3 separate regions of the Homo sapiens genome follow, and all the other regions are linked to region 2. Evidence: read pairs that join two places in POLR2A ChIA-PET (ENCODE). Cell type or tissue: OCI-LY7. All regions are shown on one strand.

Region 1 (8,000 bases), 210 kb before region 2:
GCCATTTCTGTTCAGGGAGGCACAGTGTTCCCCATCTGTCCAGGGCTGCAGGTCCGGCAGCGGGGCCCCGTCCCAGCTCCCCAGGCCTGGTGAGCTCCAGGCTAGCCTGTGCACTGTCCTCTGAGTCCAGGCCCTTGTAGGTCCCCAAGATGGTGGGGGTGCAGGGACAGAGAGCTTGCTGTTCTGCTCCTGATGTCACACAGGGGCTTCCTGTGTGTCCTGGCATCAAGATGGCCTTCCACAAGTCAAGTGGCCACATCCTCAAGGAGCTGGCTCAGCCACTCACAGCTCCTCCCGAACCCGAGGTGCCCTTCCAGTCTTGTCTTGGACCCTCTGGTGCCTGCGGCTAGGGGGCTCTGGGGAAGGGTCTTTGCTGGGCATTTCTTCCTCTTCCTCTTCCTCCTCCTCCTGTGACTCCTGCAGCAGTTCTTTGGCTTCTATCCACTCCTGGGGTTGGGGAGGAGAGTGTGGCCCATTCCCTGCACCCACCTTCCCTGGGTCAGCTCAGCCCCTGACCCTCACCGACTGTGAGCCTTCTCGGGGGCTCCTTGCCCACCCTTCACGCACCAGGAGAACCACATCCCTTCCTACCCCGCTCCTTACCTGCTCCCTGTGCTCAGGTGCCCACGTGTGCCACAGTGCCAGGGCACAGCGCCGTCCCCGAGTCACGGCCCACACCCCATGGGGATTCTCGACACCGGAGCTGAAGGCCACAAGGCGCCCACAGCGAGGACGCACCCGAGCCTGGAGGGATGAGGGCAGGTTCAGCTCCAGGGATTGGCTCTCTCAGAGAACTTGGCCCTCACTCCCTAGAGCAGGATGGGGACAGGGGCACAGAGAGGATCAGCTCTCTCGCTACCACTTCCTACTCCTTAATTCAGGGACTAGCTTGGGGCAAATGAGAAATCAGCTTCAACTTGCAGAGCAAAAATGCAAGAGGAGTTGGGAACCAAAGGAAAAAGGGGTCTCCACGGATGGTCTCCTGTTGGTTCCTGACCCCTGGTACCCTGATTTTTCCCACTCAGCCCTTTGAATCCAGGGCTTGAAGCAATCTGGGGCTGTGCATGCAGTACCAGACTCTATGCAGAAGGGGATACAGATATTGGAACCATTTTCACACCCCACACCCAGATGAACAATCACTGCCCCTCTCCTCCTACCCAATCCTAGCCCCTGGTGTCCGGAAATTTCCCACCTAACATTCATTAATTGCTTATCATTACCAGGCGCTGCCTCATTCTTTTAGGTACATTACCTAAATTACTTCCTACAATGACCCTTTAAAATACGTACTATTATTATCACCCCAGTCTAGGAAACTAAACCTCAGAAAGGTTCAGAATCCGAGCCCCAGTCAAGGCGGCCCTGGTATCTGTGCGCCAGCCACTGTGCTCACCTCGCTGCAAAGAGGAAGGACTATTTCAAGTTCCCCAAATCCCTAGAATAGGGCCATGGAGTCCTGGAGGCACCTGCAAGCTGTGCTTCATTCACCCTTCTTTAGGAGGCGAGACAAATACTGATGGTAGGGTTGATTCGGCCACTTAGAGACCTTGCTACGGAGGAAGCAGCGGGAGGGCTGCGGAGGCGGGGAAGTGAAAGGGTTAAAAGCCCTGGCCATTTCCCTGCATTTGCCTCTGGAGCCTTCTGTTTTGAATCCTGACCCCACAGCTGGGCCCTTTGTCACACCGTCACACCCCCCACTCCACGCACCGTGACAGTGAGGGCGTTGGGCTCCGTGAAGAACAGGTCCCCACCCTGGAAGTCATCGTTGAGGTAGAGGAGTCCGCTGGGGAGGGAAAAAAGCAAGAGGCAGTGAGACCCCAACCCAGGCCCAGGCCGGCAGTGGGATGACCTTTGTCTGCCCACCTGCCTGACCACTAGAGGGGCTGCCCACCTGTAGTCCCGATAGGTGTAGGCTGGGGGCTCCCGCCAGCACTCTCCCGTGTCAGGGTCCAGGACGCAGTTGTCTGCGTGCACTGGGTGACTCAGGTCCATGCGCTGCTCTTGCTCTCCTAGGACACAAAGGGGTCTGGGGGTACCTCTGTGCCCCTGTGCCCATCTGCCACCCTGTGGGCTCAGGCCGTGCACGTCCACCCCGGGGCTCTTGGGGGCAGTGTCCTGGGGGCAGGGCCTGAGGTTGGAGAAGAGCAGTGGGGGGTCCCTGTCGTACCTTCTATGGCGCTGCGGCACACCAGGTGGGTGAAGGACAGATGCAGGGGCCGTTCCGGGGAGAAGTAGGCCTGGGTCAAGGTCCGCACCCGCTCGCTCACCTCCAGAAGCAGCTTAGCACCCTGACTGCCCACTGTCCCAGCCCGGGCCAGCTGCAGGCAGTGAAAGGCAGGGCAGAAAAGGAGGAAGGCAAGGGGAGGGTGGTCTCGGCCCTAGCCCCTGCCCAACTCTGCCGCTCTCCACCCATGGGTTTGGAGTCTGTCAGCATCCAGCTCTGTCCATCAGCCCAAACTGCTCCTTCTCTCTCCATGACAACAACCCCGGCCCCAGCTCTCAGAACATCCCTTTTCTCCACGCTGGGTCCTATCAGGTAGTCTCGGTCCCAAGAAAGCTCCTTCACAAAAGCCCAGGCCCTGGGGCCCGGCTTCCTGCACAGCCTCTCCTCCAGGTCTGGGCATCAGACGGGCCCGGGTGCCTCCTGTGCTCACCTGCGCAGCCTTAAGCACCGTGAGCCCCTCGAAGCGTTCATGGGGGGTGTGAGGGGAGCGGCGACCACGATAGCCAGACCTGGCTCCAGCCCCAGCTGCATCCTAAATAGGAAGGAGTTTACCGTGGAGTCACTCCCCCAGCCCCTCACTGTCTGCAGGGCTGCAAGACCCTCCCTCCGGCCCTCCCGCTCTCCAGAAGAAGCTAGATGCTCCCACAGTTCTGTTGTGGCTCGTCTTCCTGAGCTGCTGCTCTTTCCCAGAGAGTGCCCACCGCCACGGCTGTCCGATTGTCCCTCTCTGGTACGGGCTGGAATCCCGCTTACTAAGGGGACTGTGGAGAGAACTCGGGAGAGCTTCCTACAGCAGTAAGGGGGCCTCTGAGAGGGTAGGGACAGCTGGAAAAGTGGGGCAGAGCTGGGAACTAGGCAGGAAGGGCTTGATCATTAATCCCCGATGAGCCAAGAATAGAGGAGTCCCTCTGGAAACAGGACCCTAAGAGGAAGTTCCACAGTTAGGCCAGACTGGCGGTAGGGAGACAGCATCAGCGGGCTATCCCTCTCTGACCTCTTCCCACCTGACATGCTCTCGGAGAAACTGTGGACTCCGTGGCTCCCCCACTCCTTGATACTGAGTCACAACTACCCAGCCACCTCCGCGACCACTCTCACTACCTGGGGGTCTCCTAATATCTGGATGTCTACACTGGAATTATTCGCTTTTCTGACACCCGTTTTTTGTCTACTTTTTGAATTTGTTTAAGCACCACTATCTAGTTACGCCTGCATACAAATCTCACTTCTGAGAGACACCTAGTCACCCAAGCCGTCTAACCTGGGGTTTTTTTTTTTTTTCATTTTTTGTTTTTGAGACGGGGTCTTGCTCTATCGCCCAGGCTGGAGTGCAGTGGCGCCATCATAGCTCACTGCAATCTCCACCTCCCAGGCTCCAGAGGTCCTCCCACCTCAGCCTCCCAAGTAGGTGGGAACATATAGGCGCATAGGCCCAGCTAATTTTTTGTATTTTTGTAGAGACGGGGTTTTACCACGTTGCTCAGGCTGGCCTGGAACTCCTGGGCTCAAGCCATTCGCCTGCCTCAGCCTCCCAAAGTGCTGGGATTACAGGTGTGAGCCACCTCGCCAGCCAACGGTGGCATTCGTCAATTACTCCCCTTTTCCGGGTCTTTCTCCCACTGCATTCTACAGACTGCCACTAGAGGGCTCTACCACTCCTACAGGTGACTCCAGACCCTGCACCTGATTCCAGGTACTACAGGAATGCAAAAGTCAACCGTCCTAAAATCCTGCAACAGCTGTCTACCATACACAGATAAAGCCCAAACTCCTTGGGAGGCCACAGAAGACACTCACTGTCCCTCGGCCTTCATGTGTGGGCTCTCTCCCTCTTTCCCTATACTGTCTCTTGGTAACATACACCCTGATGATTCTATGTTCTTTTTTAATTAATTAATTAATTAATTAATTATTTAAAAAAATTTATTTTTCGAGGCGGAGTTTTGATCTTGTTGCCCAGGCTGGACTGCAATGGTGCGATCTCGGCTCACTGCGACCTCCGCCTCCTGGGTCCAAGCGATTCTCCTGCCTCAGCCTCCCCAGTAGTTGGGATTACTGGCACCTGCCACAATGCCCACTAATTTTTTTGTATTTTTAGTAAAGACCGGGTTTCACCATGTTGGCCAGGCTGGTCTTGAACTCCTGACCTCAAGTGATCCACCTGCCTTGACCTCCTAAAGTGCTGGGATTACAGGCATGAGCCACCACACCCAGCCAGTGATGATTCTGTGTTCTAAGAGCTTTATCATGTGCTAACTCATTTAATCCTCACAACGACACTATGACAAAAACACTATTATTATCCTCATTTTATAGATGAGCAAATTAGGCTCAGAGATGTTAAAATAAATTGCCCAAGATCACACAGGTAATGACTATGGAGCTGGCCCTGCTCTCACCCCTGTGCTTGACTGCAGTTCCCAGAATGCACCATGCTCTTCTCCCTCTTAGACTGATTCCACCCCCAATCGCCTGACTAACTCATCCTTAAGACTGAGCTCAAATACCACCTCTCCAGCAAGCCTTCTATAACTGCATTTCAGTGCTTCTATTTGACATACTTTTTTTTTTTTTTTTTGAGATGGAGTTTCGCTCTTGTTGCCCACGCTGGAGTGCAATGGCACGAGATCAGCTCACCACAACCTCCGCCTCCCGGGTTCAGGCGCTTCTCCTGCCTCAGCCTCCCGAGTACCTGGGATTACAGGCATGTGCCACCACGCCTGGCTAACTTTTTTGTATTTTTATTAGAGACAGGGTTTCTCCATGTTGGTCAGGCTGGTCTCGAACTCCCAGCCTCAGGTGATCCACCCACCTCGGCCTCCCAAATTGCTGGGATTACAGGCATGAGCCACCATACCCAGCCCAAAAACATACTTCTTTTACCAAACTTACCACCTGCTTATATTATGTATTTCCTTGTCTGTTTCCACCTCTACACTTGAGCTCCCAAAGGGCAGAGTCTATAATCATCTTCCTCTCCCTAGAACCTAGCAGTTTCTAGTGTATAGCAGCTACTCAGTGAGTATATTACTGAATGAGCACTAACCTAAGATAAGGGTTGAAGCTTCATAAAATGGTAGCCTCAACCTGGTGAGTATGAGTCATTCAACCTAAACTAGGAGGGAAAGAAAGGCCTGCGTGTCTGCTGAGCCATCAGCCAAGCCAGTAACTAAACTCTTGGCTAACCAAGCAATCCTTACCTGCACACTCATCCATTTTTATGCCTTCATGTTTTTTGTTTTGTTCTTCCTATCAATTTCTAGCAAAATTCATTTGTAAAGAACATCCACCTATGTCAGCTAAATTAAGACGAGACGGAACTTATCCACAGCTGAGAGGCAGTGGTAAGCACAGTCCCGGTTGGATAATCAGGACAGGCAGAATGAAGGGGGCAGGCCAAGAGCAAGGGAACAGGTGATTGTATCCAAGAGTCTTGAACGAGCTGATGAGCTTGCAGGTCTTCCTACCTTAGCCAGCTGCAGCAGCACCCCACACTCGGCTGGGGTGAGCAGCCCATCCAACACCGCCCGCTCCGACCCATTCAGCTGCCTGGAATCCTGGGTCAAGGTCACACCCTCCAGGAGAAGGACATCTGCCAGGGAAAAGACAGAGCAGAGGGGGCTGAGCATCCCCTAAGGGCAGGCAGAGCAGTAGCTGGCAGCCCCCAGACCCTCCAGGCTCCTGCCTTCTCCCTCCCAGGAACTCACCCTTCCAGTAGGTCAAGGGCTTTGGCTTCACGGGCTCATGGTCCCAAGGCCTCTTCTCTTGATCCTCTCTCAGGGGTGAGAGATGCGCTCAGTGGGTGCCCAGGACAGTCCAGACCCAGCCTCCCAGCTCGGGCCAAGCCCCTCCCACCATGGGGCATATCCTACCTGAGCTTTTCTCTAAGTGCCTCAGGGATGAGAGCTGCAGGGGTCCAGGGGTCCTGCGACAGTCCAGAAAAGCATCATCACCCACCAAGGTCAGCCCCTGGAATCCCTGACATTAGAGCTGAAATATCTCATTAAGTTTCTTCTGTTTCCAGAGAGGAAGACGGAGGTAGGAAAAGCCCGGGACTCAATGTCAGGAGCCCTGGGCAGTGGATCAAACTGTAACAACAAGTACAACTATAACTCATATAGCACTTACTATCTGCTAGGGGCTATTCTAAGAGCTTTATTCATGGAAATGGAATTTATCCTTTAAAGTTCACAACAGTCTCATGAAACAGAATATTAAAGTGCTCATTTTGTAATTGAGAGCCCTGAGACACAGAGAAGTAAAGTAACATGCTCAAGATCACACAGCTACAAATGACAGGGTTAGTTGTTTTTTGTTGTTGTTTTTTGTTTTTTGTTTTTTTGAGACGGAGTCTCACACTGTCGCCCAGGCTGGAGTGCTATGGCGCGATCTCAGCTCACTGCAACCTCCGCCTCCTGGGTTCAAGCGATTCTCCTGCCTCAGCATCCCAGGTAGCTGGGATTATAGGCGCCCGCCACCACGCCCAGCTAATTTTTTGTATTTTTAGTAGAGACAGGGTTTCACTATGTTGGCCAGGCTGGTCTTGAACTCCTGATCTGGTGATCCACCTGCCTCGGCCTCCCAAAGCAGCGTTAGGTTTTAAACTAGCTGCAGGCCGGGTTCCGGTGGCTCACGCCTGTAATCCCAGCATCTTTGGGGGTCCGAGGCGGGTGGATCACCTGAAGTCAGGAGTTCAAGACCAGCCTGGCCAACATGGTGAAACCCCATCTCTACTAAAAATACAAAAATTAGCCAGGCAAGATGGCGGGCACCTGTAATCCCAGCTACTCAGGAGGCTGAGGCAGAAGAATCGCTTGAACCTGGGAGGTGGAGGTTGCAGTGAGCCAAGATCGCACCATTGCCCTCCAGCCTGGGTGACAGAGTGAGACTCTGTCTCCAAAAATAAAAATAAAAATAAAAAAAACTAGCTTCAGAGTTCACACATTTAGCCAGTCGTTCTCAAGCAGGACACTTCTGCCCCCAGGGGTCATTAGGCAAAGTGTGGAAACATTGATTGCCATGACTCAGGGGCTGTCAATGTGCTATTGATCTCTACTGGGTAGAGACCAGGGAAGCTGCTGAACACCCTCCAAGGCATAGGACAGGCCCTGCCCTCTGCCCCAACAAAGAATTATCCAAAATGTCAGATCCAAAATATCAGTAGCGCCAGGAAGACTGAGAACGCCTGCTTGATGCCCTAGTCCTAGCCATAGATAACCTCCGCCCCGCAGTTTCCTCTCATAACTACAAGAAGAGAAATAAAAGCAGCAGTAACAGAGCTTTCTATATTTTGTTATCAAATGATGTGGTTTCAACAGCCCTGTGAAACAGATGTGATTATTCCAACTTACAGGTAAGGAAATTGAGGCAGAGGCAAGTTGAAGTTCAGAGATGTTTGGGGCAGAGGAGGACTGACATTTAGGCCTGCGTGACCCCAAAGCCGCCCTAACTACAGGCACACTGTCTCCGTCCCTGTAAAACTGGGATGGCAGACTCTTCTCCAAGCCTCATGGTGGAAAAATGGAAAACTCTGTTGCAAACCAAAGTGCCATCCCTCCTGGGAGTGCGGAGGGGTGAGATGGGCAGAAGTGGAGTGACTCACAGGATCCTTGAAGCTGGTCCCCAGGTGCTCCATGGCATAGTAGAGCTGCCTCTTCTCCCCCAGGGATCGGAGGATGAAGCGCTGGATGTCCTGAGGGTGAGATGATGAGCAGTGAGGGGTAGCTGGAGGAAGGCAGGGAAGCGCCGGCTCTAGGGCACTGCCTGGGTGCTC
Region 2 (8,000 bases):
TGTGGTGTTTGCGGGGAGGTGGGCAACACAGGAAGGGTATGGGGGAGGAACTGGGCAAAGAGGAGGCATTCCCCTGCCCCTGCCCTTCTCATTGTTCCCAGCCCCCTGGTCCTTTCTCTTCAGCTCCCCTCAACGTCATTTGCCCAAGAGGCTGGATACCAGGGCAGGGTGTGTGGAGGAGAGTGAGGGAATGATCATGATTGCACCTCCTGCTCACTTTTACACTCTTGTTCTCACTTCCTGCCTCTGGCATAAAATAGCCCTGCCCCTCTGGCTTATCTCAGCAAAGAGCAGTGCCCAGCCCAGCTCAGAGGGCAAATGGGACAGATCCCAGAGGCCCTGAGGAGGTAAGTAACCTGGCCCCCGGATGTGTACATGGGAAGCTGAAGGACGGAGACCCAGGGAGAAGGAAGGTGGCTGCACACATTCTGGTGTGTGAGCGGTGTTGGGGTGGGTGATATAGAAGGAGCAGTCCCGGACCCTCTGTGTGTGTCGTGGTCACTTTGCTCCTCAGTGCCTTGGGGTTGAGATCTCCCATGCTTGTGAAGCTGCCTGGTTCTGTCTGTGTAAGGATACTGTCCCTAAGGCAGGGCCTTCTTTCTCTTCCTCCCCAGCCCAGTTGTCTATGCACATACGTGTTTATTACAGGATGTGTATAGACACTGAGTTCTATGTTACTAGGGGTCTTGTGTGCACATCTCTTAGCGTGTGTGTATATGTGTCTGTGCACACACGTGTAATGAGTGGTATACTTACCTGACATCAGTGTGTGCCGACGTTCTTCAGCCTATGGGGGCCTCCATGTCCCTCCTTCCTGGTGTTCCTTCTTTTCTGGGGCAGCTGCCATTTCTTTGATTCCTGCATCTCTCCTACAGCCTGACCTCTTCTTCAAGGCAGGATTGGGGGAGAGGGTCTGGGCTGCCCCTCCCCAACACCTAGATTCCCTCCTTCCACATCCTGTTAGCCTCCTTTTTGGCAGTTTTTTCCATCTTCGCCATCTGGCCTGGCACTGTGCCCATTCAGCTCCTGAAGGGAGCCCCAGGGCTCGGGAAGCAGAAGTGTGGGATGGGGACCAGGCCAGGGGCCTGGCAGCTCTCAGTGCTCAGCTTGGGCCGTTCTGTGTGACTGTCAGAAAGAGGCGGCTTTTTGACCACCAGGATCCTTTATAAAGATGGGCTGGGGCCAGGTGCGGTGGCTCATGCCTATAATCTCAGCACTTTGGGAGGCCGAGCCGGGTGGATCAACTCAGGTCAGGAGTTCAATACCAGCCTGACCAATATGGTGAAACCTGTCTCTACTAAAAATACAAAAATTAGCCAGGCATGGTGGCGTGCACCTGTAGTCCCAGCTACTCAGGAGGCTGAGACAAGAGAATTGCTTGAACCTGGGAGGAAAAGGTTGCAGTGAGCTGAGACTGTACCACTGCACTCCAGCCTGGGCAACGGGGAGACTCCGTCTCAAAAAAAAAAAAAAAAAAAAAAAAAAAAAAAAAAAAAAAGATGGGCTGGGTGCAGTGGTTCACTCTTGTAATTCCAGCACCCAGCACTTTGGGAAGCCGAGGTCTGCAGATCACTTGAGGTCAGGAGACCAGCCTAGCCTGACCAACATGGTGAAACCCCATTTCTACTGAAAACACAAAAAATTAGGCAGGTGTGGTGGTGCGAGCTATGATCCCAGCTACTTGGGTGGCTGAGGCACGAGAATTGCTTGAACCCAGGAGGCGGAGGTTGCAGTGAGCCAAGATTGTGATACTGCACTCCAGCCTCCAAACGAAGTGAGACTGTATCCAAAAAAAAAAGAAACCCAAGAACTTCTCCCCTTTGGAATAGAGTAACAAGAGAGCATCGCCATTTCCTTTGCTAAAAAATTCCTAGCTATACCTTTACATTTATTTATTTATGTTTTTTGAGACAGAGTTTCACTCTTGTCACCCAGGCTGGAGTGCAGTGGCGCGATCTCAGCTCACTGCAACTTCCGCCTCCTGGGTTCAAGGGATTCTCCTGCCTCAGCCTCCCGAGTAGCTGGGATTACAGATGCCGCCACCATGCCTGGCTAATTTTTGTATTTTTAGTAGAGATGGGGTTTTCACTATGTTGACCAGGCTGGTTTTGAATGCCTGACCTCAGGTGATCCGCCCGCCTCAGCCTCCCAAAGTGCTGGGATTACAGGTGTGAGCCATCACTTCGCCTAACTTTACCTTTAAGTAGCCGCTCAACTAATAATCTTGGTCTATTTAACATTTTAATTTTTTTTTTTTTTTGACGGAGTCTCACTCTGCCATCTAGGCTGGAGTGCAGTGGCGCAATCTCGGCTCACTGCAACCTCTGCCTCCCGGGTTCAAGCGATTCTCCTGCCTCAGCCTCCCGAGTAGCTGGGATTACAGGCAGGTGCCACCAAGCTCGGCTAATATTTTGTATTTTTAGTAGAGATGGGCTTTCACCATGTTAGCTAGGATGGTCTTGGTCTCCTGACCTCATGATGCACCCACCTTGGCCTCCCAAAGTGCTGGGATTACAGGTGTAAGCCACCGCGCTTGGCCCTTTTTTTTTTTTTTTTGAGACAGAGTCTCGCTCTGTTGGCCAGGCTGGAGTGCAGTGGCACGATCTCGGCTCACTGCAACCTCCGTCTCCCGGGCTCAAGCAATTCTCCTGCCTCAGCTTCCCGAGTAGCTGGGATTACAGGCGTGTGCCACCACCCCTGGCTAATTTTTGTATTTTCAGTAGAGATGAGGTTTCACCATGTTGGCCAGGCTGGTCTCGAACTCCTGACCTCAGGTAATCCGCCCACCTCGGCCTCCCAAAGTGCTGGGATTACAGGCGTGAGCCACCGTGCCCGGTACATTGTAACTTTTTCAACAGAAAGACTTGAGATCAGCCAGGCACAGTGTAATCCCAGCACTTTGGGAGGCCAAGGCAGGCGGATTACCTGAGGTCAGGAGTTCGAGACCAGCCTGGCCAACATAGTGAAACCCAGTCTTCTCTACTAAAAATACAGAAATTGGCCGGGCATGGTGGTTCACGCCTGTAATCCCAGCATTTTTTGGAGGCTGAGGCGGGCAGATCACCTGAGGTTGGGAGTTCGAGACCAGCCTGACCAACATGGAGAAACCCCATCTCTACTAAAAATACAAAATTAGCTGGGCGTGGTGGCACATGCCTGTAATCCCAGCTACTAAGGAGGCTGAGGCAGGAGAATCGCTTGAACCTGGGAGGCAGAGGTTGCGGTGAGCGGAGATCGTGCCATTGCACTCCAGTCTGGGCAACAAAAGTGAAACTCCATCTCAAAAAAAAAAAAAAAAAAGAAATTAGCTGGGCGTGGTGGTGAGCGCCTGTAATCTCAGCTATTCAGGAGGCTGAAGCAGGAGAATCACTTGAACCCGGGAGGCGGAGGTTGCAGTGAGCCGAGATTCTGCCACTTCACTGCAGCCTGGGTGACAGAGCATGCGAAACTCCATCTCAAAAAAGAAAAGGAAGGAAGGAAGGAAGGAAAGAAAGAAAGACAGACTTGAGGTTCTTTGAAAATCATCCATCCACTCATTCAGTGTCTAGTATATGCTTTCTAATTGGAAGGATCTACTGGTTCTCCAAGTAATGGTTAAGAATGATCAAGTGGGCCTGGCGCGGTGGCTCACGCCTGTAATCCCAGCTCTTTGAGAGGCCAAGGCGGGCAGATCACGAGGTCAGGAGATAGAGACCATCCTGGCTAATACAGTGAAACCCCAGCTCTACTAAAAATACAAAAAATTAGCCGGGTGAGGTGGCAGGTGCCTGTAGTCCCAGCTACTCGGGAGGCTGAGGCAGGAGAATGGCGTGAACCCGGGAGGCAGAGCTTGCAGTGAGCCCAGATTGAGCCACTGCACTCCAGCCCGGACGACAGAGCAAGACTCTGTCTCAAAAAAAAAAAGAAAAAAGAAAAAGAAAAGAATGATCAAGTGATACTGTAATCATAGTGTAAACTGTTATTGAAATCTTGTTTGCAAGCTGTTTCCAAACAGGTCTTTTAAGGGAAGTGGTCTTTTACTGAGTTATACATTTGGACAAGATTGATACAAGAGCTATTATCACAGGATTAGAGCGTGGGCGGGGGTAGTTGGGGGCGGGATGGGTGTAGGAGGTGGGGAGGGTGGATTTCCTGTTAAGCAGCCAATGAGTATCGCTCAGGACCTGCTAAATGCAGAGAGTGAAATGTGTCTGCAAGGTGCGCTCCCACCCTAGGAGCTTACCATCTAGTTGGGGAAATAGAACAAATATACATAAAACGATTGAGGGGCTCAAAACAGCAAACTAAGTGCTTACGTATGCACTTAAGGGGGAATTTTAAGGAGGTTTATTTATTTTTTTGAGATGGAGTTTCGCTTTTGTCACTCAAGCTGGAGTGCAGTGGCACGATCTCTGCTCACTGCAACCTCCGCCCCTTGGGTTCAAGCAATTCTCCTGCCTCAGCCTCCCGAGTAGTTGGGATTACAGGCACCTGCCACCTCGCCCGGCTAATTGTTTGTATTTTTAGTAGAGACGAGGTTTCACCATGTTGGCCAGGCTGGTCTCGAACTCCTGGCCTCGTGATACGCCTGCCTCGGCCTCCCAAAGTGCTGGGATTACAGGCGTGAGCCACCATTCCCGGTCTATTTACTTATTTTTATTTAGACGGAGTCTCACTCTGTTGCCCAAACTGTAGTGCAGTGGCATGATCTTCGTTCACTGCAACCTCCGCCTCTTGGGTTCAAGTGATTCAAGGAGGCATATTTATGTGTATGTGTGAAAGATGAGTTTATGTCACCACTTTTGGAAGTGGTTATTTTTAATAACCCACTTCAAATAACCCACTTTATACATTTCAGTTGGACAATGAGGAAGTGAAATAATGTATCTATGTTAGATATTATGTATAGAAATTAAAATATGGTGATGATCAGTAAATGATACCTATTATTTTTAACATTTACAGAGGTAGGTGCTGAGAATACACAAAGATGAATAAGCCATGGTCCACAGCCCCTCCCTCTAAGAGTTCACAGTCTAATGGGAGGGGCAGACCAGGAACAGCTGACTACCATGCATGGGGAGAGCTCTGATAAACCTGCGCACTGTTGCGGAGGCACAAGTGAGGGTACCACATCCGCCTTGTGTTGCGGGGGCGGTTAGGGAAGGCTTTGCAGAGTCCTGAGAAAATACTAGGCTTGCCAGTTGGAGAACGGGAGGCAGGGCATTCCAAGTTGAAGAAACACCACATACAAAGGCAGAGTCCTGAAAACATAAGGTATGTCCACAATTAGTATTAGTTTGGTGTGAATGGAGCAAAGGAGCATGGAGCAGGGGAGTGTATCAGAAATGAGCCTGGTTTTACTTGCTTTTCAGCATGTTTAAGTCTCATTTGGTATTATTTTCATTGTTGAGACTGGTATTTTGCAGAGGAAGTATTTCTTTATTCCCTTTAACTGTTTTACTATATCTCTTACAAGTCTCAAACTGCTGATGGTGGTGGTTGGAAGGAGAACAAAACCAAATACAAGAAAAACTTGTGGCCAGGTACAGTGGCTCATGCCTGTAATCCTAGGACTTACAGAGCCCAGGGCAAAAGGATTGCTTGAGCCTGAGTTTAAGACCAGCCTGGGCAACACAGTCAGACCCCGTTTCTATGAAAAAATTTTTTCTTTTTTTGAGATGGAGTCTTGCTCTGTTGCCCAGGCTGGAGTGCAGTGGCGCGATCTTAGCTCACTGCAACCTCTGTCTGCCTCCTGGGTTCAAGCGATTCTCCTGACTCAGTCTCCCGGGTAGCTGGGATTACAGGCACCTGCCACTATGCCTGGCTATTTTTTTGTATTTTTAGTAGAGACGAGGTTTCACCATGTTGGCTAGGCTGGTTTCGAGCTCCTGACCTCAAGTGATCCACCCACCTCAGCCTCCCAAAGTGCTAGGATTACAGGCATGAGCCACTGCCCCTGGCCATCTACAAAAAATTTAAAAATTAGCCAGGGATGGTGGCACACGCCTGTAGGTCCAACTACTCAGAGACTGAGGTAAGAGGATCACTTGAATCTGGGAGTTCAGGACTGCAGTGGGCCAAGATCGAGCCACTGCTTTCCAGCCTGGACCACGGAGTGAGACCCTGTCTCAAAAAAAACAAAAAACAAAAAACAAACAAAAAACTTGTTATAGCCAGATTTATGACTTATTTTCTTGCAACAATTTAAACAGTTCCTTTTTTTTTTTTTGAGACGGAGTCTCACTGTCGCCCAGGCTGGAATGCAGTGGCGTGAACTCGGCTCAGTGCAAATTCTGCCTCCCGGGTTCCCGCCAGTCTCCTGTCTCAGCCTCCTGAGTAACTGGGACTACAGGCGCCCACCACCACGCTCAGCTAAATTTTTTTGTATTTTCAGTAGAGACGAGGTTTCACCATGTTAGCCAGGATGGTCTCGATCTCCTCACCTTGTGATCCGCCCGCCTTGGCCTCCTAAAGTGCTGGGATTACAGGCATGAGCCACCGCGCCCGGCCCTCTTTTTTTTTTTTTTTTGAGACGGAGTCTCTGTTGCCCAGGCTGGCGTGCAGTGGCTCAATCTCGGCTCACTGCAAGCTCCGCCTCCCGGGTTCATGCCATTCTCCTGCCTCAGCCTCCTGAGTAGCTGGGACTACAGGCGCCTGCCACCACGCCCGGCTAATTTTTTGCATTTTTAAAAGAGACGAGATTTCACCGTGTTAGCCAGGATGGTCTCAATCTCCTGACCTCGTGATCCGCCTGCCTCGGCCTCCCAAAGTGCTGGGATTACCAGCGTGAACCACCACGCCCGGCCTAAACAGTTCCTTTTGAAAGTAATAAGCTCGGTGTCTTGGGATAATTGCTCAGGGTCTCAGACAACTTCTCTCCCTAAGATGACATCTAGACACCCATGTTCACAGTGGCATTATTCACAATAGCCAAAAGGTGGAAAGAATCCAAGTATTCACTGACAGATGAATGGATGAGCAAAACATTATACAATGAAATACATTATTCAGCTATAAAAATGAAATTCCAGGCCAGGTGCGGTGGCTCACATCTGTAATCCCAGCACTTTGGGAGGCCGAGCCGGGTGGATCACCTGAGGTCAGGAGATCGAGACCAGCCTGACCAACAGGGAGAAACCTCGTCTCTACTAAAAATACAAAATTAGCCAGGCGTGGTGGCGCATGCCTGTAATCCCAGCTACTTGGGAGGCTGAGGCAGGAGAATCGCTTGAACCCTGGAAGCAGAGGTTGCGGTGAGCCGAGATCGTGCCATTGCACTCCAGCCTGCGCAACAAGAGCGAAACTAGGTCTCAAAGAAAAAAACGGAAAAGAAAAAAAAAGAAATTCCTTTACATACTACAACATGAATAGATCTTGGAAACATTATGCTAAGTGAAATAAACCAGACACAAAAGGACAAATATTGTATGATTCCACTCATATGAGGTATCTAGAATAGGCAAATTCATTGAGACAGAAAGTAGACTAGAACCAGAAGCTGAATGGGGTGCGGTGGGTAGTACTGCTTAATGACTGCAGAGTTGTTGCTTGGTTGATGAAAAAGTTCTATTTCTGGAAACAGAGAGTGGTGACGGTTAAGCAACACTGTCTTGGTCTTTGTTGTTGTTGTTGTTGTTTTTGAGACGGACTCTCACTCTGTCTCCCAGGCCGGAGTGCGATGGATTAGACCTGCTAGGGGAGCACTTGGCAAAACTCAACCCACAGGGCCTTCCCCTGCCTAGCAAGACTGTGCTGTCAAATTTATTCACATGTGGCTCTGGTCAAGACTAGCATGCAATCAGCCTATGAGGGCATTATTATATTATTATTCCCATTTTACAGATGAAGAAACTGAGAAGTCAAACCATTAAGCTGAACCCAGTTTGCTTTGACCACAAATCCAGCCCTCACAGGCGCAGTGATGCATGTGATGCGTAAGGCTGGGATGTTGTTCTGTATTTGGGAGTTTTGTTTGCTTGTTTGCTTGTCTGACATGGAGTCTCACTCTGTCACCCAGG
Region 3 (8,000 bases), 69 kb before region 2:
CGCGGCAGCAGGAGGGTTAAACCGTGCGTGGCCTCCGGCGCGGGGGGGAGGCGGAGACGGAGACGGAGCGGTCCCAGCCGCCGCGCCGAGCCCAGCCGAGCCGAGCCGAGCCGAGCCGAGGCGAGCATCTCCCACCGCCGCCGCCCCGCGCCCCAGGCGCCCGCCCCCCACCCGCTCCAGCGCCCTGCCGCGGGCCAAACCTCCCCACCATGCCCCGCACCCCGCCCGCTCCTGCGACCCCCCAGCCCCGCTCAGTCCCGAGCGCCCGCAGTCGTCGCGCCGCCGCGCCAAGCATGCAGGTGAGTGAGAGGGACCCCCACGCCCCCACCCGCGGGGAGCCCGGCCCTGCCCTTCCCGGCTCCGCGCCCTGCGCCTCCTGCCCCTCCCGACGCGGTCCCTCGCCCGGGACAAGGCCTCCAGCCTCCCAGCGCCCCTTCCCCGAAGGGCTCTCCATCCCTCCGCGGTCCTGGCTCGCTCCCGCCCTCCCTGGCGCAGCCGTCCCCGTCCCCGCGGCTGCCTCCATCCCGCCTCGGCTCGGCGGGCGGCTCCGCGCAGTCTCCTGCTTCGGGTCCCCAGTCCGCTCTCGGCACTCCCTGCCTCGGGGTCCCTTCGCCGACCTCCTTTTCCTCGTCTCCCCCCACTCTCGCCGCTCTCCAGCCCTGTGCGGGGAGTGCGGGCCTGCGGGATGGGTGGGATGGGGGCCACGCTGGGGCTGGGGCCCGGCTCCCGCACCCCGAGGCTCCTGCCCCACCCCCAGCTCGTCTCCTGCGCACAACAGGTCGGTGAGAAGCTGGGAGAGGGGTGGGGGTGGCGCGCCAGCCCGGGGACTGCGGGCTTCCTGGAGGGGGCGGCTGAAGCTGTGCGGGGCCCAGGGACTGGGTTGGCGCTGGCTGGGGGTGGGGATGCACAGGCGGAGGGGCGATAGTCCTAGAGTCAGCTGGCCACAGATGCGCCCTGGGAGCCCTTCTCCGCTTCACTGGTTCGCTCTACACGCCTCGCTCCCTCCCTCTAGCTTTCTTCCTTTCCCCTCTCTCTCCCTTCTTCCCACCATGCCCCCATCCCTATGTCTTTCGGTATCTCCACATCCCTTTACATTTGGGGGAGCAATTCCGAACTCCTCCATCTTTGCTGCTCCCGCCTCTGCTTCCCAGCCCGTTCCTCGTGTCATTTTTCCTTAAGCATTTATGTTCTCTCCTTCCCCACTTCCTTTCTCCCCATCCTGGGCTTTCCCCCCTTTTCTCCCATCCCCTTACTCTCCACTCCTCTGGCTGTCCTGCCTGGACCGCTCTCTCCTTCTCCTCCTGCCCCTTCTTCCCCTGCACCTGTGACCCCTTCATCCTCTCCGTTTCCCCTCCCTGACCTTTTCTCTCATCCTTTCCTCCCTTCGGCATCCTCCACAGTTCGAGTCTTCTGTACCCACTCTCCTCCTCTCTTCCCAGTTCTCTCTTTTTCAGGACTGCCTGCTCTCTCTCACCCTGCACTCCAGGCCAGCTTCCTCTTCACATTTCTCCTCTCTCACTCTTAACCAGCCTTCCATCTCCCAGCCCTTCACCCCTTCCCATCTCTCCCACTGCCTGCTTCCCCACGCCCTTCCCGTGACTTTCCCATCTTGTTCCCTTGTTGTTCTCTGGGAAGATTCAATGGGCAGATTTATTTATTTTATTTTTTGAGTCGGAGTCTCGCTCTTGTTGCCCAGACTGGAGTGCAATGGTGTGATCTCAGCTCACTGCAACCTCCGCCTCCCAGGTTCAAGGGATTCTTCTGCCTCAGCCCTCTGAATAGCTGGGATTGCAGGCGCCCACCACTACCCCCGGCTAATTTTTGTATTTTTAGTAGACACGGGGTTTCACTATGTTGGCCAAGCTAGTCTCGAACTCCTGATCTCAGGTGATCCACCCGCCTTGGCTTCCCAAAGTGCTAGGATTACAGGCGTGAGCCACTGCGTCTGGCCCATTGGGCAGATTTAGACCCAGAATCCACAGGAAACGGGTATCCTATCTTCACTCCCTCTGGGGAGCCTGCCCCTCCTGGATCCACCACCCTCAGCTCTGAGAACACACCCTTTCTCTTTCAAAACCAACCATCCCGATTTTCCCAGGATTCTTTACCCAGGAGAGCCACATTTGAGGGGGTGGTTTCTTCCTGACTCCACCTCCCTTCAGAGGGCACCTATGCACTTGGATGATTAAACATTAAGAGCAAAAATTATATTCTGTAGTTTTTCTCCCACTCACCTCTCTCTTTCTGTCTCTTTCCTTCCATCCCTCCAGCTCTTCATTCCTTTCTCCTGAAGATGCAGACTCCTGGGGCTAATCATAAGACAAATGCCTGGCACTGCCAGAGGGGTGGGAGGGCTGGGAGGGCTGGAAGGGCCCCCCTGCACGTACACACACTCACTGGCTTGCTCAGATTGACTTCCCCATCCCTCCCCCTACCCTCAGACTCCCTCCCTAGCGGTAGGTGCTCAAGGAATCACAAGGTTCTTGGCTCTAAATTAAGATCCAAGAAAAGCCTGGAGCTGTGGGCAGAGGAAGTGAGAAGAAGGGAAATCAGAGAAGCCAGAGTAGACCCTGGGGTGGAGAGGTAACAGGGACCTGAGAAGTTGTAGATGGGGCTGGAGTCTGGTCAGGCAACCACGCTGGAGTTTTTCCCCCAAAAGGATGCTAACAACCAGTGAATCCTGGGTGCAGCCGCATAGCTGGCAGCTGGGTGGCCTGGGAGGGCAGATGCGGGTAGAATTGGTGGATGAATTAGCTGGGGAAGTACACAGGGCAGGGCTGGGGTGTGACGGCCCCCTTTTTCTCCCAGTAAAGGCTGAAAATCTGGGTCACAGCTGAGGAAGACCTCAGACATGGAGTCCAGGATGTGGTAAGTTTGGCCCAGCAGAGGGAGCCTGGAGACCACATTCCCTGGGGCCATGACTCCTTCCTTCCTAGACCCATCCAGAGCCTTCCCATCCTGAGGGCCATCCTCCTTTGGAAGATGGGAAATGAGGCGAGTCTTCCCAAGGCCCACCTGCTTTCACAGGGAAACCTGGAGGTTTCTGGTGTGAACCTGTCCCTCCCTCACATAGGCCCACAGTAGGCCTGTGTCTCAGCCACGCTCTCTCCCTTCTTGCAGGCCTGCGCTGCTGCTGTCCCACCTCCTCCCTCTCTGGCCACTGCTGTTGCTGCCCCTCCCACCGCCTGCTCAGGGCTCTTCATCCTCCCCTCGAACCCCACCAGCCCCAGCCCGCCCCCCGTGTGCCAGGGGAGGCCCCTCGGCCCCACGTCATGTGTGCGTGTGGGAGCGAGCACCTCCACCAAGCCGATCTCCTCGGGTCCCAAGATCACGTCGGCAAGTCCTGCCTGGCACTGCACCCCCAGCCACCCCATCAGGCTTTGAGGAGGGGCCGCCCTCATCCCAATACCCCTGGGCTATCGTGTGGGGTCCCACCGTGTCTCGAGAGGATGGAGGGGACCCCAACTCTGCCAATCCCGGATTTCTGGACTATGGTTTTGCAGCCCCTCATGGGCTCGCAACCCCACACCCCAACTCAGACTCCATGCGAGGTGATGGAGATGGGCTTATCCTTGGAGAGGCACCTGCCACCCTGCGGCCATTCCTGTTCGGGGGCCGTGGGGAAGGTGAGTGGGAAAGGCTGGGAGGGATATGACGGATGGGGAGGCTGGGTGAAGACACCAAGGGGCAGAAATAGAGGCCTTGTCTGTTAGCTCCTTCAACAAATGTGTCAGGCACTATACTGGCACAGGATGCAGAGATAAAGACACCCTCTCGGAGTTCAGGTCCACTGGAGCAGACAGACATGAAAGGACTTGGAGAGGAGTCATCGTAATAAATGCTTTAATAGAGGCATGTGCAGCATGATTTACAAAAAAAGAGAAGTGAGAGTCTCCTCCTGCTTGGGGATCAGGACACCTTCAGAGAACTGACATTTGAGCTGGCCCTTGAAAAGAGAGTGGGAGTATTCTGGGCAGAGAATGCCATGAATGAAGGGCACTACCCGGGAGATGTCTTGGCTCAGGGAGTGCTGATGGAGGAACAGGGCCTGTGGTTTGGGAGTTGGGCCATGGCAGAGACTAGGACATCTCCACCCCTTAGTTTCCAGGCATAGTGATAGGTTCTCGCTGATCATGGGGCCTCATCCTCATCACATATACACATAAGATTTGGTGAAATACATTTGGGAAAGTGGAGGAAAAGAGCTGAAAACTCAGGGGAATGCTGGTGATAATAAAGAGTGAGGCTCCAGAGGGGCAGACAGAGCCGGCAGTGTGGATCCACACAGCAATGCCACTCCAGCCGACAGAGCCCACAGCCCAGCCCCCAGCCCCTCTTGGCTCCTACCACCTCGGGGCTCCCTAAAACTTTCTTCCCACCCCAATCAGGTGTGGACCCCCAGCTCTATGTCACAATTACCATCTCCATCATCATTGTTCTCGTGGCCACTGGCATCATCTTCAAGTTCTGGTAAGCTGGGAGGAGGAAGGTGCTGGTGGATGGGGACGGAATGTTTGGCAGTCGAGGCTCTAACCACGAGGGGCAGTGGCAGCAATTTTGCTGGGGGGTGGGTGGGAAATGCTGGATGAAGGCAAGACCTTGGGAAAAGATAATTAAGGATTTGGCTGGGGGAAGACGGTGAGAAATCAGGGCAGATTCTGTCTCCCAGGGAAATACAAGGATAAGGGAGGGCAGGGGAATTATTCCTGTGCATTCCTGGTGAGCCTCCCCTGCCCCTACTTCCTCCAAGACAGAGAAAGCTGACCCAGTCTGCAGAGCCCTTCTTAGGGTTGCCTGGGGGGAGCAAGAAAACCTGGAGCTTTCTTTGCACACATTTAATAATGGATCACTCAGTCCTTCACACTTTACTGAGAGAATCATTAGACTCAGGTGTCCAAGTCATCAGCTTGCTTTGAACTAGAACTAAACCTGCCAGTTGTCTGCTGAAGACAGAAATGACTCTTCTGGGCATGTAGGGGAGAGGACATTGTGGTGGTGGGGAGGGGATATTAATTTTGTCGATCTGGATCAGGTTTGGAGGGTAAGGAGGTTTAGATTACCAAGCTCCCCTAGAGGGCAGGGGAAGTGGCTTTATGGGCACAGAGTCCCAGGGGATTTAGTAGAGAGAACTGTTAAAGGCCAGTTTCTCTGCTATAAGATGTTGGGAGTGACTGGGCGAGGCTGGGGGTGACCACTGGTGCAGGCCCAGGATGGGGGCTACTTGAGTGTGCAAGAGAACCTCTTTTCCTCTGGTACCCCAGCTGGGACCGCAGCCAGAAGCGACGCAGACCCTCAGGGCAGCAAGGTGCCCTGAGGCAGGAGGAGAGCCAGCAGCCACTGACAGACCTGTCCCCGGCTGGAGTCACTGTGCTGGGGGCCTTCGGGGACTCACCTACCCCCACCCCTGACCATGAGGAGCCCCGAGGGGGACCCCGGCCTGGGATGCCCCACCCCAAGGGGGCTCCAGCCTTCCAGTTGAACCGGTGAGGGCAGGGGCAATGGGATGGGAGGGCAAAGAGGGAAGGCAACTTAGGTCTTCAGAGCTGGGGTGGGGGTGCCCTCTGGATGGGTAGTGAGGAGGCAGGCGTGGCCTCCCACAGCCCCTGGCCCTCCCAAGGGGGCTGGACCAGCTCCTCTCTGGGAGGCACCCTTCCTTCTCCCAGTCTCTCAGGATCTGTGTCCTATTCTCTGCTGCCCATAACTCCAACTCTGCCCTCTTTGGTTTTTTCTCATGCCACCTTGTCTAAGACAACTCTGCCCTCTTAACCTTGATTCCCCCTCTTTGTCTTGAACTTCCCCTTCTATTCTGGCCTACCCCTTGGTTCCTGACTGTGCCCTTTCCCTCTTCCTCTCAGGATTCCCCTGGTGAATCTGTGATGCCCCCAATGTTGGGGTGCAGCCAAGCAGGAGGCCAAGGGGCCGGCACAGCCCCCATCCCACTGAGGGTGGGGCAGCTGTGGGGAGCTGGGGCCACAGGGGCTCCTGGCTCCTGCCCCTTGCACACCACCCGGAACACTCCCCAGCCCCACGGGCAATCCTATCTGCTCGCCCTCCTGCAGGTGGGGGCCTCACATATCTGTGACTTCGGGTCCCTGTCCCCACCCTTGTGCACTCACATGAAAGCCTTGCACACTCACCTCCACCTTCACAGGCCATTTGCACACGCTCCTGCACCCTCTCCCCGTCCATACCGCTCCGCTCAGCTGACTCTCATGTTCTCTCGTCTCACATTTGCACTCTCTCCTTCCCACATTCTGTGCTCAGCTCACTCAGTGGTCAGCGTTTCCTGCACACTTTACCTCTCATGTGCGTTTCCCGGCCTGATGTTGTGGTGGTGTGCGGCGTGCTCACTCTCTCCCTCATGAACACCCACCCACCTCGTTTCCGCAGCCCCTGCGTGCTGCTCCAGAGGTGGGTGGGAGGTGAGCTGGGGGCTCCTTGGGCCCTCATCGGTCATGGTCTCGTCCCATTCCACACCATTTGTTTCTCTGTCTCCCCATCCTACTCCAAGGATGCCGGCATCACCCTGAGGGCTCCCCCTTGGGAATGGGGTAGTGAGGCCCCAGACTTCACCCCCAGCCCACTGCTAAAATCTGTTTTCTGACAGATGGGTTTTGGGGAGTCGCCTGCTGCACTACATGAGAAAGGGACTCCCATTTGCCCTTCCCTTTCTCCTACAGTCCCTTTTGTCTTGTCTGTCCTGGCTGTCTGTGTGTGTGCCATTCTCTGGACTTCAGAGCCCCCTGAGCCAGTCCTCCCTTCCCAGCCTCCCTTTGGGCCTCCCTAACTCCACCTAGGCTGCCAGGGACCGGAGTCAGCTGGTTCAAGGCCATCGGGAGCTCTGCCTCCAAGTCTACCCTTCCCTTCCCGGACTCCCTCCTGTCCCCTCCTTTCCTCCCTCCTTCCTTCCACTCTCCTTCCTTTTGCTTCCCTGCCCTTTCCCCCTCCTCAGGTTCTTCCCTCCTTCTCACTGGTTTTTCCACCTTCCTCCTTCCCTTCTTCCCTGGCTCCTAGGCTGTGATATATATTTTTGTATTATCTCTTTCTTCTTCTTGTGGTGATCATCTTGAATTACTGTGGGATGTAAGTTTCAAAATTTTCAAATAAAGCCTTTGCAAGATACTCGAGTCCCCTGGTTCTGCCTTCTGACCCCCGTAGAGAGGAGGAGAGGGGTGGGCAGCTAGGAGGAGGCACAGGATGAGGTGGGGACCCCCTCTAGACCTAAGTCACCTGCCCTCCTCTGACCTGGAGCTGGGGGCCAACTGGGGCTTTAACTTGGGACAAAATGGAAGGGAGCCATCCTGACGAGGAGCAGTGGTACAAGAGAGAAACTAGAATAGAAATCGTGGCTCACTTATTCCTTGCCAGGGAGGGTCAAGAGAGACCAAAAAAAGGGAGACAGAAGAAAAGGAAAGTTACATGGAAGGATAGGAGGTGGATCAAGGCGGAAGAGAGACCTGATAAGACAGACGGAGGGAGAAGGGGGAAAGGAGAAGAGAAAAATGGAGCAATGGAGAAAAGATGAGAGGGAGCCAGCCATCCGAAAGAAGCTGCCCTGCTTGGTTTATTTTCAGCTTTGCTCCCTAACCTGCCCCCACCCACAGCTGCCCCCCAAAAGCTGTGCAGAATCAGAAGCCCTGTGGTTAACTCGTTAGCTTTCCCTACTCTGCCCTCTCAGAGAGAGGCACTGCAGGGGTGTGGGGGTGGGATCAAGGGGTGTTTTTGGGGAGGGAATGCAGGCTGCCCAGCTGGGATCAGTCACCTCTCAGTCCCCAATTTCTAGGTTTGGCTCTTGTAACAGCCCTGTGAAAACCCACACATCAGCCTCTCAGCTGTTGCTAGGCTCTATTGCTATGGTAACCACCCAGGTCCCATCTATCCCCCCTCCCCCAATCTGTGCCCCACTTGCTCCCTGGAAATGCGGTGGCCCCAGGGAGGATAGGGATGATGTAGTGTACAAAAGGGTGGCCTGGGCTGCTCTGGACTGGATATGCCCCCAT

What was found. ChIA-PET counts read pairs that join two places held together with the same protein. Peaks named below come from ENCODE experiments on the same cell type or tissue, not always from the same donor. Only the 100,000 strongest peaks of a DNase experiment are listed, where the experiment ranks them.
Region 1: POLR2A ChIA-PET joins it to region 2 with 11 read pairs; 8 of 35 experiments call an interaction of 5 or more read pairs at or near these places.
Region 3: POLR2A ChIA-PET joins it to region 2 with 12 read pairs; 34 of 35 experiments call an interaction of 5 or more read pairs at or near these places.

The regions. Positions count from the first base shown.
Region 1 is chr12:6,831,744-6,839,743 of GRCh38, reverse strand. It overlaps P3H3 (prolyl 3-hydroxylase 3), which reads right to left. Exons shown (of 15, transcript NM_014262.5): 6 at 7,830-7,919; 7 at 6,100-6,152; 8 at 5,935-6,002; 9 at 5,695-5,819; 10 at 2,658-2,759; 11 at 2,171-2,321; 12 at 1,895-2,012; 13 at 1,711-1,786; 14 at 604-744; 15 at 1-447. The coding sequence ends at 283. Among named protein-coding and RNA genes, the nearest start is that of GNB3, 5.2 kb to the left of the region's middle. In OCI-LY7, CTCF peaks have their summits at 3,666 and 3,876 (motif pointing right); a DNase peak (open chromatin) is centred at 3,883; H3K4me3 peaks cover 460 bases; H3K27ac peaks cover 1,005 bases.
Region 2 is chr12:6,623,932-6,631,931 of GRCh38, reverse strand. All of the region lies in intron 1 of LPAR5 (lysophosphatidic acid receptor 5), which reads left to right. It overlaps LOC105369631 (a long non-coding RNA gene), which reads right to left. Exons shown (of 4, transcript XR_007063192.1): 4 at 5,166-5,243. Among named protein-coding and RNA genes, the nearest start is that of LPAR5, 8.0 kb to the left of the region's middle. In OCI-LY7, no CTCF peak of the experiment used is centred here; DNase peaks (open chromatin) are centred at 151, 651, 4,141, 5,061 and 1 weaker place; H3K4me3 peaks cover 4,169 bases; H3K27ac peaks cover 5,522 bases.
Region 3 is chr12:6,692,913-6,700,912 of GRCh38, reverse strand. PIANP (PILR alpha associated neural protein) reads left to right here and starts at 98. Exons shown (of 5, transcript NM_001244014.2): 1 at 98-299; 2 at 2,809-2,868; 3 at 3,121-3,626; 4 at 4,389-4,470; 5 at 5,262-7,122. The coding sequence starts at 2,852. The coding sequence ends at 5,487. RefSeq lists enhancers at 817-1,318, 4,022-4,131. In OCI-LY7, CTCF peaks have their summits at 2,689, 2,893 (motif pointing right) and 5,021; DNase peaks (open chromatin) are centred at 42, 2,882, 3,802, 5,092 and 2 weaker places; H3K4me3 peaks cover 5,698 bases; H3K27ac peaks cover 6,238 bases.